Linked DNA regions of Homo sapiens: region 1 is linked to region 2. The links are chromatin loops, found by intact Hi-C in ENCODE. Cell type or tissue: PC-3. All regions are shown on one strand. Links, peaks and the distances in the headings refer to the core of each region. The heading gives the core; the rest is flanking DNA.

Region 1 (2,809 bases), core at 268-2,767, 59 kb before region 2:
CCATTCAATATTTAATTTAAATTTTATTTTAAAAATAAACAAGAAAAGCAGACTCATTGGGTGAGGGTGGATGACAGACACCAGAAAGCTTCAGGGGGAGTGGATAAAATAAAGCACCCCAATCCCCATGGGAACTGACACAAAACAGTTTCCTATACTCCTTTACTCTTCCATCTCCTTATTTTTCTCTTACTCTTCCAAGTATATGTCCCTTTAGCGTAACCTATGCAAGCAGTTGTCAGTGATGTTGGTTATGAAAGGATGAGATGGGAAAAGGCAGTCACCCACCAAAGAGTGTAAGGCAAATTGGTATTTTTTAGCATAGTAACATTTCCAAAAACAATTTGCAAAAGTGGATGCTGTCCAGACTGATTTAATAAACAGGGACCTCTAAATAAGTTCTCAATAAAAAAGAATTATTTTAAGAAAATACCAACTAAGAATTGATCACCATTTTGGATTCTACATGCCTTATAACGTATATGTTTTTTCTTTAGGTAAAGCTCTGGGGGGTGGCATGAGGAGCTGCTCTTTTTTCTTCTGAATGATTACAAGAAGTTTTGGCAAGAATTTTCATAGATCAGAAAAAACATGGCACACATTGGGTGTGTAAATATAAACATATGCCAGCTTCAGGAGAGCATCTGTTCTTCACACACCTCTACTTGAAGCTGCATTCAGCTTCACAGTTATCTCTAGGAACCAATTCCTTTTGAAGGCATCACTCAGCAATGCATATTTTACTGAATATTTGGGAAAAAAATGGGAAAGCAGTTTTGTGTTAAACGCCATAAGCAGGCATTCAATAAACATCCCATTCAATCCATCTTTTCTGCACTCAGGCCTCTCTTGGTTTCCTACCATCCTGACATCTTCCCACCCCAATTCTTTCCCCATTTGCTGGATAAATATATTTTGTTCCATGTCCTTCCAAAAGCTCAACCTGAGACAGCTAACCCTCCTGACAGATACACAGCTTACTGGAAAATGTAGTCAAGTCTTTGCCCCACCCCCATTTATTTCTCCCCATTTTACTACTGGCTTGACTAGCCTTCCATACCCCACTGGAACTTTGGGTGACAAATTTTTGTCCAATGCATTACATGTATAAGCAGAAGGGTAGAAAACATCCTTTGCACACTTGGCCTGATTAACAAAAATTTAGCTTAGTATCAGGATTCCTTGGGCCTTAACTTCTCAGTGCTACACATTCCACACAAATTTGAATAACATCTGTGAAATATTTTGGGACACTTAAAAGTTGTGGTTATATGAGAATACAAAGTGTCATTATTCTTCTCTCTCTTGCTCCCATAATTCTGGCCTAAATGCGGAAAAGCAATACAGAATTAGCTAATAACAACACTTGGCCATAGTTAACAGTACAACATGCATAGTGTGCAGGCAAAAGAATCTCCTTTTTATATGACATGCATATGAGAAATATCACCGTCACAATTTGGCTCATATCCTTGTGATGACTCCCAAACATAGCAATGACTAAGTTGATAAATGCTTTTCTTTTGGATAAATCAAAATGCCCTGTGACAATATTGCTCTGGCCTAATGCAGTGCAGAGGGATCTATTTACATTCTGTGTAAACTGCCATTCTCGGAGGAAAAGTGTTCGTACTTGAGTTTCTGCCATTCATTCTGTTTTGAAAATTTGGGCTGATTGCTTTCTTTGGTCCCATCTATGTACTAATTCATTACGGCAGCCCCATGTACTTGCACGGGTTATATCAAAGGCACATTTGGCTTTGTCCTGTCATTTCAATCATCTGTCTATCCAGGCATTCATTCACAAAATGCTTGTTGGCTACCTATTATTTACAAGGCACCTCACAACAAGGCATCTTTGTACCTTCTTATAGGGGTTATAAAGATACATAAGGTAATTCCCCATCTTCATTAAGTGCACATTTAATCAAGGAAGGCATACATACACACCAAACAACAGCAACAACAAAACAGACAACTATGAACAGTAAAGACAAAATTGAAATAGAAGGGGAGGTTGTTTCTTGCCTGAGGCAAGTACGGCAGCCAGAATAATCTTTCCAAAAAAGCACATCCAATAATGTCTGCCTTCTACCTAAATCCCTCATATGATTCTCCATCATATTAAGAAAAAAAACAAAAACAAAAACAAAAAAAACCTAAGCACTTCAAACCAGTATGCCACTTCTTAGCCAGCCTCAAGTTCTGCTCTTCTCTCTTATTCATTACACTTCAGCCACACCGGCCTTCAACTCAAAGAGGATGTTGAACATAGATTTTTGTAAAATTGCTCACCTCTTGCCTGTCTTGTGTTTACTATGTCAAAGGGGCCCCACCTGTAACATGTCAACACAGTGGAGTCACCATGAAAATACATTTGGTAAAGAGTTTAAATTCCTAACAGATGTCAGGGAAAGGAAGGAAGAATTTATGGCATGACTTTTGATCACACCCATATCATTGTACTTTGGTTTTAAAGTGGGGCCCACAATAGCCCCAGAACTCAAAATTAGGAAAGAACTGTCCTGGAAAAGCCTTCTCTGTTTATCTGTATTTTAGAAGTTTAACATTTTAGAAATGAAATGGTGTTTTTTATAATAACAATAGCCGCTGATCTTTTTGAGCACTTTGCTATGTGTATGTGTCAGTCTTTACACATATCATTTAGTTAATTCCCCCAATACCTGTGAAGTAGTGCTACTATTATCATTATCTTCCAAATGAGGCAGCACACTTAGAGAGATCAATACTTTGCTTAAAAAATAATTTGTTACCTGGAGTGAGTTTTAAAAACTATACATCATTTAAT
Region 2 (2,809 bases), core at 304-2,803:
CAACCTACAGAATGGGAGAAAAATTTTGCAATCTACCCATCTGACAAAGGGCTAATATCCAGAATCTACAAAAAACTTAAACAAATTTACAAGAAAAAAATGAACAACCCCATCAAAAAGTGGGCAAAGGATACGAACAGACACTTCTGAAAAGAAGACATTTATGCCCCCAACAGACATATGAAAAAATGCTCATCAACCCTGGTCATCAGAGAAATGCAAATCAAAGCCACAATCAGATACCATCTCACACCGGCTAGAATGGTGATCATTAAAAAGTCAGGAAACAACAGATGCTGGAGAAGATGTGGAGAAATAGGAATGCTTTTACACTGTTGGTGGGAGTGTAAATTAGTTCAACCATTGTGGAAGATAGTGTGGTGATTCCTCAAGGATCTAGAACTAGAAATACCACAAGACCCAGCGATCCCATTACTGGGTATATACCCAAAGGATTATAAATCATGTTACTATAAAGACACATGCACACATATGTTCATTGCAGCACTATTCACAATAGCAAAGACTTGGAACCAACGCAAATGTCCATTAATGATGGACTGGATTAAGGAAATGTGGCACATATACACCATGGAATTCTATGCAGCCATAAAGAGGAGTTCATGTCCTTTGCAGGGACATGGATGAAGCTGGAAACCGTCATTCTCAGCAAACTATCACAAGGACAGAAAACGAAACACCACATCTTCTCACTTATAAGTGGGAGTTGAACAATGAGAACACATGGACACAGGGCAGGGAACATCACACACAGGGGCCTGTCGTGGTGGGGGGGTCTGGGGGAGGGATAGCATTAGGAAAAATACCTACTGTAAATGACAAGTTGAAGGGTGCAGCAAACCAACACGGCACATGTATACCTATGTAACAAACCTGCACGTTGTGCACAGGTACCCTAGAACTTAAAGTATAATTTTAAAAAATTTTTCAAAATAAAAAGTTAAACATAAAAAAAGTCTGTTCCAATAATACACAGGTATACTGTGGCTTGGGTCCTCCTTACAAACATGTTACCCTTTAAATAAATACTGGGCCAGATTGTGACAGAGCAGATTTGCTACACAGAGGCCTTTTTCTTGGAGGCCCCAAAGTCTCTCCCACTACGTACTGTGTATCCCTCAGGATCAGCAATAGAAAAATTAAAGTTGGAAAAAATTTTTTATGCTTCATGAATGGCTTAGAGCACCTCAAATACCTCGTGGAATAATTTTTATTTGCTCTAGTTGGAGACAACAAATAATTGGAGACAACAAAAGATGGTTTTAGACATAACTGTGGACTAGAGGGAGCTTTCTATGACACATGCAGACTTCTCTTTCTGGTTCCTTATGCCTTGAGCATCTCTCCTTTACTCTTCCCTCTGTCCATGTTCTGCCTTCAATTAACAACACTCTCAAGACTCTATTCTCTGAAGTGAAATTAAAGCCAGCAGTCGTCAGAGAAACTCTAACAGTGTTATTTTACTGTTTCAAATGTATGATACTGGATTACACAAGCCATTGTGACAAACTGCTGGTGTCCGGACATTACTTATAACACTGTTCCTATGAGTAAATGCTTTCCAAGTTACACACAGCTGACTCACAAATAAACTTTTGGCCCACAATCCATTTATATGTTGGGGACTGTTTGTACTAATATAAGATCCTTGCCACAGGATTTTTAAAAGCCATTGCAACAAATAATTCTTTTAATTTCTAAGAAAACCCACCACTTCTGCAAGTTGTATGTTGTTTTTATCTCTAGATATCAAATTGCCTTAAAGCAAAACTTCCCAGTATGGATATCTAGTTGGGAAAATAGTCTGACAACAACAAAGAGAAGATAAATGAGAAAGCAAGATTGAACATAACTCATTTACAAGAAAAGGCCTTTGATTCTGTACTTTGTCCTTCAGCTTCAGAATTCAATTTTCCTACTCTCAATTTTCTGCTGTTCAAATGCTGCAGTCGTTTTGTTGCTTGGATATAAATGGTGGACTCCAGCTCTGAAAGAAACAAAGTTGGTGAAAAATTCACAGGAAGCCAACTCCTTCTTTCAGTTCTTTGTCAAAGCCCTTTGTATTTTCAAAGTGATCAAAGGCACTTGCAGGTGAAAAGCCGAGAGCTGTCAGTGGTGCTAGGGAGGGCGTGCTGTGGAAATGCTATCCTTTTAGGAATACAGTTTTTTTCTGAAGGAGGAAGAGTGAGGGAATTGTATAAATAATCCTAGAGGCCATTGGAGTACAATTTTAACTTGTCAGCCCTATTTAAATTTGGGTCACTCTTGTTACTGGTTCTGGTTATAAAAAACCTCCCTCAGGGGGTAAGAATCCTTTCCTCTCCTCACAAGATCTTTCCTAATTCTCCTGCCTCCCCTTGTTCAGGCATCATGCTTGGAGGAGAGCAACATCATTTATGTAGCAGCCCATTTCAAGCTTCTTTTAGATGGAGATAATTACAGATGGAAAATGTGCCACAGAAAGAGACCACCTGTGGTCAGTGCCTCACAAATGGAAATGTAAAAGGTGACTTGTATGGATCACAATGCTCTGCAAAGCTAACTTCCTGAGTAATTTTAAATTCTTTTAAGATGGAATATCTCTCTTCAATTAAGATTTGGGATAATCAAATATTATAAGGGAGCCTTGGGACATAGCATATTTAAAGAGACTTGCCTGTGTGCACAACTCATGCTGAAATAGAAGTAGATTAAACTCCATGCCATTCATATAAAATCTCTAACCTGTGAGAGTTTATTATTTATAGTAGTGGGTCTGCAAACTACAGCCCTCAAGCTAAATCTGACT

What was found. A loop is a pair of places that touch in the nucleus more often than their neighbours do. Peaks named below come from ENCODE experiments on the same cell type or tissue, not always from the same donor. Only the 100,000 strongest peaks of a DNase experiment are listed, where the experiment ranks them.
Region 1: a loop joins it to region 2, with 6 times the contacts of the local background. A loop is called at or near these places in 2 of 110 quality-filtered maps.

What each region holds. Positions count from the first base shown.
Region 1 is chr5:42,300,075-42,302,883 of GRCh38, forward strand. No RefSeq gene overlaps it. Among named protein-coding and RNA genes, the nearest start is that of GHR, 120 kb to the right of the region's middle. In PC-3, for the core only: no CTCF peak of the experiment used is centred there; DNase peaks (open chromatin) are centred at 1,477 and 2,317; H3K4me3 peaks cover 1,070 bases; H3K27ac peaks cover 2,030 bases.
Region 2 is chr5:42,358,716-42,361,524 of GRCh38, forward strand. No RefSeq gene overlaps it. Among named protein-coding and RNA genes, the nearest start is that of GHR, 63 kb to the right of the region's middle. In PC-3, for the core only: no CTCF peak of the experiment used is centred there; a DNase peak (open chromatin) is centred at 1,586; H3K4me3 peaks cover 955 bases; H3K27ac peaks cover 1,870 bases.